Regions from separate parts of the Homo sapiens genome. Here region 2 is linked to region 1. The links are chromatin contacts, found by Hi-C or POLR2A ChIA-PET in ENCODE. All regions are on one chromosome and are shown on one strand. Each heading gives the region's core, a stretch centred on a gene start or an enhancer-like site at or near the end of the contact. The rest is flanking DNA. Distances are from core to core; before and after follow the strand shown. Region 1 overlaps SPATA21 (spermatogenesis associated 21). Region 2 overlaps PADI2 (peptidyl arginine deiminase 2).

Region 1 (6,129 bases), core at 2,459-4,958:
TAGCTGGATGTGGTGGCACATGTCTGTGGCCCCAGCTACTCCAGATACTGAGATGGGAGGATCCCCTGAGCCTGGGGTCCAGGCTGCAGTGAGCCAAGATCACACCACTGTGCTCCAGCCTGGGTGACAGAGTGAAACCCTGTCTCAAAAAAAATAAAAATAAAAAAATAAATAAAAAATTTTAAAAAGATATGGTTAGAGTATATTGCCTTTCCCAAACTTATTTGACCACAAGATCTTTTTTTATTTATCTGTAAGATTTTTTTTTTTTTTGAGACAGTCTTGCTCTGTCGCCCAGGCTGGAGTGCAGTGGCGCAATCTCGGCTCACTGCAAGCTCTGCCTCCCAGGTTCATGCCATTCTCCTGCCTCAGCCTCCCAAAGTGCTGGGATTACAGGTGTGAGCCACCGCACCCAGCCTGGTAAGATTTATTTTTAACAGCTTCAGTAAGGTATAATTGGCATTCACTTGCACATACTTTAAGTGTACAATTTAATATTTTGACATATGTACACACCCACAAAACCATCCCCACAATCAAGAAAGCAAACATAGCCATCACCCCAACCATTTCCTCATGCCCTTTCTCATCCCCCCTCCCACTAGTCTATCCCCAGGCGACTACCAACTATCACTATAGATTTGTTTGTATTTCGTGGAATTTTACACAAATGAAATTGTACAGTGTACATTCTTTCTGTCTGGCTTCGTTCACTCCACATGACTATTTGAGATTCATCTAGGTCGGGTGCGGTGGCTCAGCCTGTAATCCCAGCACTCTGGGAGGCTGAGGCGGGTGAATCACCTGAGGTCAGGAGTTCAAGACCAGCTTGGCCAACCTGGTGAAACCCCGTCTCTACTAAAAATATAAACATTAGCTGGGCATGGTGGCAGGTGCCTGTAGTCCCAGCTACTCGGGAGGCTGAGGCAGGAGAATCACTTGAACCTGGGAGGCGGAGGTTGCAGTGAGCTGAGATCATGCCAGTGCACTCCAGCCTGGAGAACAGAGTGAGACTCTGTCTCCAAAAAAAAAAAAAAAAAAAAAGGAGAGAGAGAAAGAGAAAGAAATTCATGTATTGTGTGTATCAACATGTTGTTCTTTTGGTTGCTCAGTAATATTTCCATTCTATGGATATACCATAATATACCACTTTTTTTTTTTTTTTTTTTTTGACATGGAGTCTCACCCTGTTGCCCAGGCTGGAGTGCAGGGGTGTGATCTTGGGTCACTGCAACCTCCACCTCCTGGGTTCAAGTGATCCTCCCACCTCAGCCTCCTGAGTGGCTGGGATTACAGGCACGTACCACCACGCCCAGCTAATTTTTGTGTTTTTAGTAGAGACAGGGTTTCACCATGTTGGCCAGGCTGGTCCTGAACTCCTAATCTCGTGTGATCCACCCACTTAGGCCTTTATTATTTTTTTTCAAGAGACAGAGTCTCACTCTGTCGCCCAGGCTGGAGTGCAGTGGTGTGATCATGGCTTACTGCAACCTCCACCTCCTGGGTTCAAGTGATTCTCGTCCCTCAACCTCCCAAATAGCTGGGATTACAGACATGAGCCACCATGCGTAGCTAATTTTGTGTAGAGACAGAATTTCTCCATGTTGGCCAGGCTGGTCATGAATTCCTGACTTCAAGTGATCCACCTGCCCCTCAGCCTCCCAAAATTCTGGGATTGCAGGTGTGAACCACCACACCTGGCCAAAACCTCCTCTTTTTAAGGAGGCTCATGAAGGATTCTTGTTCTTTGAAGTATCCCTTGGAAAATCCCATTAAGGCTGAGCATGGTGACTGATGCCTGTAATCCCAGCACTTTGGGAGGCTGAGGCAGGAGGAATGCTTGAGCCCAGGAGTTCAAGACCAGCCTGAGCAACATAGTGAGACCTCATCTCTACCAAAAATTAAAAAATATCAGCCAGGCGTGGTGACAGGTATTTGTAGTCCCAGCTACTTGGGAGGCTGAAGCAGGGGGATCCCTTGAGCTCAGGAGGTCAAGGCTACAATGAGCTGTGTTCTTGCCACTGCACTCCAGCCTGGGTGACAGAGTGAGACTTGTCTCAAAAAAAAAAAAAAATACACACACACACAAAGGAAAACCCTATTTAAAGGGGATCTTCTCAATTTTCCAGGCTCTCATTCCACTCCCATAGGGAAGTGTGGTTCTTTGGGTAGGCCACGCCTTCTCTGGGCTTCAATTTCCTCACCCTTCAAAATGTGGGAGTACCTGTGCTACCTTCTAGGGGCACTAGGAGAATTAAGTAAGATGATGCCTGAAGTGCTGGGACCCTAGTAAGTGTGTAATAACTGGTCTCCAGTTCGCCTGGAGCATTGAGGTTCACCTGGGAACGAGGATGGAGCTCCCCAGCCGTGGTGTCCTTGTCCTTGACAGGGCTCCGGATATCAATCCACCCCCAGTCACCAGGCAGACATGGTGCAGCCAGCAGAGCCTTGCTGCCGCTTGGCCAGCCATGGCCAGCCACTGGGAGGCAAGCACCCCAAGGAGGCAGGTGTCCCACACATCAGGCCACAGGAGGCTCCGCCAGAGCCCAGCCCAGGGGGACATGGGGACAGCTCTCAGGAAGCAATGCCCCCAATGTCCGTCGTGGCTCCAGAGGAAAAGACAGTCAACCCCTTCCTGCCATCCACGCCTGGACCTAAAAAAGCAAAAGGAGGGTAAGTCATCATCCAGTGCCATCCCCTGCCCCCAACAAGGATGCTCTTCTGCTGAGTTTCAGGTGGGGTGAATTCTAGTCCAGACTGCTCCTGACCTGGTAGAGGACCTTGGGCAAGTCATGCTCCGCTGGGTCTCAATTTCCCCATCTGTGTAATGGCTGGAATACCAGAATTCTTGGTTCCGTGAGCCTGTATATATGAGGATGTGGGGACATAAGGAGCCCCCTGAGATGAGAAGGCCAAGGGGATGAGGCTGGGGTGGAACTGAGTGTCCTGGGGGCTGAGAGGGGAGGGCAGGGGGGCAAACCTTCAGCTGAGCGCTTCCCCCACCTGGGGGTTTCTCTTCTATTCAGGGGTGAGGCTGTGGAGACCCACCCAGCACCGGGGCCTCTTCCTCCACCAGTAAGTAGGGCCATAGGGGGAACGGGGACGAGCTGTGTAGGAGAAAGGCAGGGGGGATCAGGAGGAGGAAGAGGGCAGAAGCGGATGTGGCACGTCAAACCCCTATTTGGAGTCAAACCAAGGAAGGTGTGTGTGGCTGTGTGTTAAAGTGCACATGGATGTGCACACGTGTGTGTGTGTGCCTGTGCCTGTGTGTATGCATGTGTGTGTATTCTGGGTGGGCATCAAGAATGCTCTTACACTCTGGAGCCCTTGGGTTCATCCCAGGTGGTGGCTTGTTCCACATCAGCATGGATTTCTTCCACCCATTTGCCCTCGGCCACAGCCACACAATCCAAAGCATCCCTGAACACCTGGGAGGCTTCCCCGACCCCTCCCAGCCATCCTTCCCTCCCCAAGCTCTGCCACTTCCTAGTTCTTTGACCTGACCAGGCAACCTGCAAATACACAGTCACTAGCATGCATGCCCTGCCAGCATCTGCCCTGTCTCATCCTGTTCTGTTCATTGGCAAAACCCCACCCTGGCTAAACTCACTCAGCCTTGTACCCATGTTGAGCAGCTTAATGCGGTTGGAGAACATCCTGTCTTATTGATGGGTTTCACTTTCAAGCATTAACCACTCATGTCAGATGCTGCCTGCAAGTCTCACTTTTCCTTGGCCACACCGCCCTCCCTCCGCTCCAGGTCATCATTTCACAACAGCATCCCCCACGCCCCTCATCTCACTCATGTGTCACTGACAAACAGAAGCATCAGATGAGAAGAAGCATCCCCAAACCCACCACCCTCCCTGCCTTGATTTGGCTGCAATGGGAGCTGTGAAGATGGGCCCCTGCTCCCATGGCTGTCTCCCCATTTATTCATTAGCTCTCGTCCCCTCCCCCCACCACATGATCCCTCTCTGCGTTACTACAGGACGATTCCATCAGCATACAAACATGGCTCAGCCTCCACAATATCAAAAGCTGCCTTTCTTTCTTTCTTTCCTTTTTTTTGAGACAGAGTCTCTGTTGCCCAGGCTGGAGTGCAGTGGTGTGATCACGGCTCACTGCAACCTCCACCTCCCGGGTTCAAGCTAGTCTCAGCCTCCTGAGTAGCTGGGACTACAGGCGTGTACAAACATACCTGGCGTCAAAAGCCGTCTTTCCTTGCTCCCCTTTGCAGCCCCATCCCTCAATAATTGTCCCCCTCACCTCCTCCGCTTGTCTTTTCTCAACACATCCCCATATGAGAGCTTTTATCGGGGTCTCCATAATCTCCATCTGGCTTATCAAATGGAAGAGCTCTGTCCTTACAGAGCCCACCTCGCAACAGCAGAAGACACAGTGGCTCCCTCTCTCCTCAATGCTGCCTTCTCCAGGCTCCATGACAGCCCTACCTTGGTTCTCCTCCCATGTCACTAGCAACTCCTTCCCAGTCTCCCTCCCTAGTTCCTCCTCATCTTCTCCACCCTCGGGGCTCCACCCTCTGGTCTCCCATCTCCATTCTCTCCCTGGATGATCTCATTCAGTCCCTCTGATGATTCCCAAATCCATATCTTCAGGCGAGACTTTGCCTTTTTCTTTTTTTGAATTGACAGAGTCTCTGTTGCCCAGGCTGAAGTGCAGTGGCGCAATCTCAGCTCACTGCAACCTCTGTCTCTGAGGTTCAAGCAATTCTCTTGCCTCAGCCTCCCGAGTAGGTGGGATTACAGGCAAGCACCACCTCACCCGGTTAATTTTTGTATTTTTAGTAAAGATGGGGTTTCACCATATTGGTCAGGCTGCTCTCGAACTCCTTACCTCCGGTGATCCGCCCGCCTCAGCCTCCCAAACTGCTGGGATCACAGGCGTGAGCCACCATGCCCAGCCATAGACCTTGCCTTTAAATTCCATGTTCATATATCCAATGGCCTACTTGAATTCCCTCTGGCTGGCTAATTCACTTCTCAAACATGACCACAGCAGTCTTCTTCAGCCCAGCAAATGACACTGCCTTTCTCACCCAAGGGGCTCATGCAACCCAGCTCAAAATCACCTCTGATTCCTCCTTTTCCCTCTATAATCCTTTCACGTGTCAACAAGCCCTGTTTAGTGCTACCTACAAAATAAATCCTGAATCCGTCCCTTCCTTCCACTCCCTCTTTCATTACCCTAGTCCAAGCCTCATCTTCTTAGAATAAGATCCAAAATCTTCACCAAGAGCCATAAAGCCCTATGTCTAGCCACTCTGGTCTAACCTCCAGCCCTTGGATATGCTAAGCCTAGTCTCACCCCAGGGCCTTTGAATGTTCCTGTGCCTGAACTCCTCTTCATAGACAGTCTTACGGCTCTCTTGAGTCATTCACTTTCAATTTCGACATCAGTTTTTCCACAAGGCCTTCCCTGGCCAGCCATCTCAAGGAGCCTGTCAGCCACACTCAGCCTATCACATTGTCCTGTTTTATTGTCTTTGTAGTACTTTCTCCCTCCGACATTATCTTTAAGTTGTCAACCTATTCATTATCTAGAACGCAAGCTCCCTGAGGGCAGCCTTGCTAGTTGACTTACTCCTCTATGCTTTGTGCCTCAAACAATGCCCAGCACGTGGTAGGTACTCAACAGGAATGTGTTGAATAAATGAATGGATGGGAATAAGATGAGGTACCTCTCCAGACTAGTGAGAAGTCAGATGAGAAATAAGAACTAGGCCGGATGCAGTGGCTTATCCCTGTAATCCAAGCACTTTGGGAGGCCGAGGCAAGTGGATCACCTGAGGTCAGGGGTTCAAGACCAGCCTGGCCAAAATACAAAAATTAGTGGGGCATGGTGGCGTGCACCTGTTGTCCCAGCTACTTTGGAGGCTGAGGCAGGAGAGTCACTTGAACCCGTGAGGCAGAGGATGCAGTGAGCCAAGATAGCGGCACTGCACTTCAGCCTGAGAAACAGAGCAAGCCTCTGTCTTGGAAAAAAAAAAAAGAGAGGGTATGGTGGCTCATGCTTGTAATCCCAGCACTTTGGGAGGCTGAGGCGGGAGGATCATGAGGTCAGGAGATCGAGACCATCCTGGCTAACAAGGTGAAACCGCTTCTCTAC
Region 2 (6,129 bases), core at 1,993-4,492, 670 kb before region 1:
CCCTGGGTTCAAGCCATCCTCCTGCCTCAGCCTCCTGAGTAGCCAGGATTACAGGCACATGCCACCATGCGTGGCTAATTTTTTTTATTTTTGTAAAGATGGGGTCTTGCTATGTTGCTCAGGCTGGTGTTTGTCTCCTGGCCTTAAGTGATCCACCCACCTCAACCTCCCAAAGCACTGGGATTACAGGTGTGAGCCACAGCACCCAGCCTCTTTATGCTTTTCTATAGTTTCCATAATACACATCCATGGGGATTTTTTCCTGATTATCAAAGTAAAAGGCATTGGGAAGCTGAGGCTCCAGCAACAGATAGATCTCTTCATTCTCACCTTCTGTCCCTCAGATCTCAAGGACATGTCCCAGATGATCCTGCGGACCAAAGGCCCCGACCGCCTCCCCGCCGGATACGAGATAGTTCTGTACATTTCCATGTCAGACTCAGACAAAGTGGGCGTGTTCTACGTGGAGAGTGAGTGATCCCAGCCCAGTCCAGCCTAGACCTTTCTAGCCACCTACCCTCCTCCCCTTAGCAGTTGTGGCCTTCACAGGTGCAGGTGCCTGGGGAAGACCTGGATTGGTCTCTGAGTGATTGTAACATGGCAATGCTGTTGTCCCGTGAAGTTGAAAGACTCCATGGGGACACATCGCTCCTCCTCTCAAAGGAGTCTGGAGTGACATGGGTCTATGTAGAACCCAGAGGCCCTTCCTCCCTACGAATCAGGGGAGGAAGGGCATTTGGGCACTTCTTTTCTGGAGTCATGTCACCTTCAGGATACCTGAGGCAGGGCAGGCACCACCTCCAGGTATTTTCTGCCATCTCTGACTTTCAAAGACCCCCTAAAGATGCAGTGGGCACCCTTGAAGAGTTGACCCCTTGCTCCTCTCGATGGCAACAGATGTCCTGGGCCCCCACTGTGTAGGGCACGGGCTCCTGCCCTGGAGCTAGTCCTCGTAGCTGCCGGCTCTGCCTCACCCTGTCTGTGGATATGTGTTGAGCCCTTTGGTGCCAGGCCCTGTTCTCAGCTTTGAGATCTCTGCAGTAAACACAACAATCACACCCTGCCCTCAAGGAGCCGCCAGTCTAGCAAGAGAGACATAATCAGTACCACAATTGGAGGAAATGAAATAGAATAAGTGAGGAGAATGGCAGGGCAGAGGCACCACTAGATGGGTGCCTCTGAAAAGGCCTCTCTGAGGAGGTGACATCTGAGCTGAGACTCAGATGAACAATAAGAAGGAACCAGCCACTCGTGAGCTGAGGGAAGAGTGTTCTAAGCAGAGGCAACAGCATCTGCAAAGCCTGGAGGAGGAGACCAGTTTAGAGTGTGGGAAGAGCAGATGGAAGCCCAGAGCAGGGCTGGGAGTCAAGGTCAGTCAGCTCGGCCAGGGGCCAGAGCATGCAGACTGGGTTTGGATTTTCTTCTGAGTGCAATGGAATGCCATTAGAGGGTTTTATGCAAGGGACTGTCATAATAATGATGTATGTGTTTTAAAAACTCCCTCAGCAAAATAGTCGGCATTGCAATTTGCCATGGTACAAGGCGGGTCGTGGGGTGGCGGGAGGAGGCTTCTGCATGCCCAGCTGCCTAGGGGGGCCAGGATCTCTGGCCCAGCCCCGAACCCACCTCTAGACAGGCCTACTAGATCCAGGGCATTCACCATGAGGTGAGTAGGGACCCTGGACCCTCACATCAGGGAGATATTTAGCCAGGATGGCAGTGGCCAGCAGCCACCCAATACCAGTCTTCCTTCTGATCCACCCTGGGCTCCAAGCAGTGACCTCACACAGGTTGGAATGTGCCCAGAGTCAGGCTGGCTCCGCTGCCGCAGGGGGCCGGAGATGTTGATGTTGACACCATCCAGGCCAGGGTTGTCATGGAGGATGGGATCACCAGTGGGAGCAGGAGGGATGCAAGCAGGACCTCAACCTCGGCCTCTTGACCTTGGTGTCGTGACACGAGACCTGTTGCAAATAATGATGTCTGGACATTATCTAGAAGTTTCTTCTTTTTGCTAAAGGGAGTGGACTGGTCTGGTTCCATAATCTCATCCCTCCTCATCACTTGCCATCTGAGATGGGTCCTGAGCAGACAAGAAAAAAGAGGAACTACTACCACAAGGGCTTTGAGAACGTCCCTTGGAGCCTCTTATTTGGGCTGCCCATCCTGTGGGGAGCAGCCACGACTGAGACAGTGGGGACCCAGAAGAGACAGTTTCCCAATAATGCTGACACTGGGTCACTGGGTGAAAACTCTTAGACACACACACACACACACACACACACACACACACACAAGCAAAGGACGACAGATAATTGACCAGGAGCACAGTCTCTTTTTCTTCCAGGCAAACACTTTGGAGTTATGTCAAATTCCAGGCACCCCTGTGGATGAGCGAATGTCAGGTGTCCTGGTAGGGTCAGACCAGCTCTCCCCAAGGCCAGGGGGCTGGGTTGGAGACTGAAGGACCCCTATAGGGAGTGCTGGAGTCAGGGAGCTACAATTCTGGGTCCAGGCAAGTCTTCTCACCAGCCCCAGCCTTGGGGTGCTCATCTCTGACGTGGCATGGGAGTAGTAAGAGTTCCGACTGTCCCGGGTGTCCCGGATCGTGGTGGGGATCTAATGAGGAAGGTGTGTCAGGCACTGAGTGCAGTAGCTGGCCTTTGGAAAGCTCTCCATAAATGGCAATTATGGCTTTTGTTGAGATTATGATGATGACTGTTAGTTACAATGATTGGAGTGGACAGAAGGCTTCAGTGCTCCTAGGAAGACCTGGTAACGGCCTTAGCCTCAAATTCTGCCCAAAACACCAAGCACTGGGGCCTTACCTCTTTATACAAGGAAATGGTAATCCAGTTTGCCCAGGACTTTCCTTATTTTAGCACTGAGGGCTCCTCATGCCAGGAAACCCCTCAGTCCTAGGGAAACCAAATCAGCTGGTCACACTATCAAGGAGTCTCGCTGGGAAGTGGAATCATTCCAAAGTAGCTAGAAAGGTTAAGGCAAACCACGTGCCAGCCAATGCCTGGGGCAGAGAGGTCACGGTGGTCAGTGGGCCCAGCCCAAGGCACGAGGACCACTCAATAGAGCGGCATTGTTGGTTCCTGCAGAGAAAGCTGGCCACGCTCAGTGTGGGGTTTGCACCGAGCCAGGGATGGAGGACGGGGTAAGGAGGCTCCTGGGGACAATGGCTGAATTGTTCCCACCAAGAAATCAGTCCGCCCGGAGCTGGCCCCAACTGTCAGAAAGCAGCCCAGAATAGAGGTGCATTGTGAATCACAGGCCACGGGCCACATCGGGAGGGAGAAAGCTGCCGGCAGACGGACTAGAACGTGTCCTCCACCTGCCCCACCACCCCTGGCCAGATCCCTGTTCCTACCCCAGACCTTGGTGGAGCCCCCCAGGTGCTCTGAGCCCTGGGAAAGCTTTGGCTGTGTGGCTTCTGCCAGGACAAGTTGGCTTCTAAGCCTGACTGTCCCCTGAGCATCAGTTCAAGTGCAGCCTGGGGCCTGTGGGCATGGGAGGGCCCGAGTGCCTGGAGGAAAATGTTTTCATGATGCCAGTCTATCTGAAACTACTGACTGACAGGGCTGCAGGGTGCACACTATTGTTTCTGGGTGAGCAGGACCTCACTTTCTATTCTTTGGGACTTTCAGTATCTGAATTTTTCCACCTCATTTCTTGGACTCCTCCCTCCCAAGGGAGGATGAGGTGGGACGTGGTTTCCCTGCCTTCTGTTTGGAAACTATTCAATGAAAACTCCTTCACATCCTCGTAATACAGGTCCAAGCAGTGTTACTGATGGTTACCCATGGTTACTGAGGTTACTGAAGTTACTGAGCCTGTGTCATTTACATTGAACCTGTGGCGTGGGTATCATTATCTCCCACTTAACAGATGAGTAAACTGAGGCTCAGGGAGGTTAAGTGAATTCTCTGAGGCTTGGTTTTTTTTTTTTTTTTTTTTTTTTTGAGATGGAGTCTCGCTCTGTCGCCCAGGCTGGAGTGCAGTGGTGCAATCTTGGCTCACCACAATCTCTGCCTCCTGGGTTCAAGTGATATTCCTGCCTCAGCCTCCCGAGTAGCTAGGATTACAGGCACGCACCACCATGTCCGGCTAATTTTTGTATTTTTAGTAGAGACGGGGTTTCACTGTGTTGGCCAGTCTTGTCTCAAACTCCTGACCTCGTGATTCGCCCGCCTCAGCATCCCAAAGTGCTGGGATTACAGGCGTGAGCTACTGCACCCGGCTCCCTGAGGTTTTATAGCTTGTAAAGCCAGAGAAGTATTTAAACCAAGGTCCCTCTGACATTGGAAGTCATAACCACTAAGGGAAGCACCCTTAGTGAGATTTATAACCAGGGTCTATTTCGGCACATTGTCCCACAGGAGGAGCCATCCCAAGCCCTGGCTTCGCGGTTCATCCACTTATTTCTCACGTTTTAATCAAGCACCTAGTTTGTGCCAGGCTATTCGGCTTATGTGTTCTAACCCTTGAGCATCTGGTCATTAACCATTATCATTGTCGTTGAAAGCACTAAGCTGAGGCTGATTCTGCCCTTCCAGCTCTACAGGGCATAAAGAAATTCCTTCTGGAACTGCATAGGGTCCTACCTCCATGCCTTTACCAATGCAAGTATCTCCTCTCCCCAACACACCCATTTCTGCCAACCCGCAAGGGCATCTCAAAGGCTGCCTTCCTCTGCTCAAATGCTTCCCACCGTGCCTCTTCTGCCCTCCCCACCCTACCCCAAGTAACCAGACTGGATCTCACCCATAGCCGCCGTTATGACGCTTCCCACATCTGCTCCATCTTATCATCAGCTGAGCACTGCTGTTACAGAGGCTGCATTTGGACCACCTCTGTCTCCCCGAAGGTCCTTGCCTGATTCATGTGCTCTCAATCTGCCTGAAAATTCCCCCTTGGTCTCTCCCACAGGGAATGTTGTGGGAGTCATTGGTTCGTTCAGTAGACATTTGTTAAACATGACCATGTGCCGGGCAGGCCCTGGGCCCCACTGGGCCTGTCTCTACCCTCGCACAGGTCACCCACATTTAAAAAGGCTGTGATGAGGCCGGGTGTGGTGGCTCACACCTGTAATCCCAGCACTTTGGGGGTCTGAAGGCAGGCAAATCACTAAAGGCAAGGAGTTCGAGACCAGCCTGACCAAGATGGCGATGAAACCCTGTCTCTGCTAAAAAATACAAAAATTAACCATATGTGGTGGTGGGCGCCTGTAATCCCAGCTACTTGGGAGGCTGAGGCAGGAGAATCGCTTGAACCCAGGAGGCAGAGGTTGCAGTGAGCCAGGATCATGCCACTGCACTCCAGCCTAGGTTACAGAGCAAGAATCTGTCTCAAAAAATAAATAAATAAATAAATAAACAAACAAACAAACATAAAAAGACTGTGATGGAGATGGCAGGTGGCTGTGGGAGCTCCAAACAGAGCCCCTGGCTTTGTCTCTGGGGAAACTGGGCTGGATTGTTGCAAGTGACACAAACCAAGGCCTGAAGGAAGAAGGGACACAATTGTTTCAGGCAGAGGGGAGAGCACAAGTCAAACTGGGAGCTTTCAGGAGGGCAGGAGCCCTGGAGGAACCTATCTTTCCGCCCAGCCACAAAAATGAACAGCCCATGCACTGGCCTTTACACCAACACGGCTTCCATGATATGGAGGGAATTTTTGGTATAATGGGCACATTTATGGTTTGTTTATACAGAGGGGATGAGAGCTCGGGATTCAGAATTCGACTTGAATCTGAGTCCCAGCTCAGCTATTTACTGGCTGTCTGACTTTGGACAAGCCACTCCTCCTTTCTGAGATTGGTTTCCTCATCTGTGAAATGGAAACAATTACATCCTCCCCTGGAACCACTAACTGCTCAGCTGGCAATTTCCTATCAGCCGTTCACGAGAGAGCTTGCTTATTTTATAGATGGGGAAGCCAAAAGCCAGAGAGGGTGACTGTCTGGCAAAGCGCCACACAGCCAGCACACAGCAGTGCTGAGACAATGACAATGACCTAGCCATGGCCATTCTGGTGGCATTTTCTGCTTGTGCTTTTCTCTCTGTCTAGAGGACAAGTTACTTTGCCCTTTTGTCCCCATCGGTGATCCCACCCCACCGA

Evidence for each region. Hi-C counts contacts between places; a loop is a spot of excess contacts on that map. ChIA-PET counts read pairs that join two places held with the same protein, here RNA polymerase II (POLR2A).
Region 2: a map of HepG2 shows a loop between it and region 1 (11-fold over the local background). The contact joins two enhancer-like sites. A Hi-C loop is called at or near these places in 1 of 168 maps with a recorded cell type or tissue (HepG2). POLR2A ChIA-PET finds 5 or more read pairs at or near these places in 1 of 52 experiments (activated CD4-positive, alpha-beta T cell).

The regions. Positions count from the first base shown.
Region 1 is chr1:16,418,455-16,424,583 of GRCh38, reverse strand. SPATA21 (spermatogenesis associated 21) reads left to right here. Exons shown (of 13, transcript NM_198546.1): 4 at 2,613-2,673; 5 at 3,027-3,075. Among named protein-coding and RNA genes, the nearest start is that of SPATA21, 16 kb to the left of the region's middle. Within about 2 kb of position 3,708, at least 5 of the 41 ENCODE cell types and tissues checked have a DNase peak (open chromatin) inside an H3K27ac peak, as active enhancers do.
Region 2 is chr1:17,086,749-17,092,877 of GRCh38, reverse strand. PADI2 (peptidyl arginine deiminase 2) reads left to right here. Exons shown (of 16, transcript NM_007365.3): 6 at 345-470. Among named protein-coding and RNA genes, the nearest start is that of PADI2, 30 kb to the left of the region's middle. Within about 2 kb of position 3,242, at least 2 of the 41 ENCODE cell types and tissues checked have a DNase peak (open chromatin) inside an H3K27ac peak, as active enhancers do.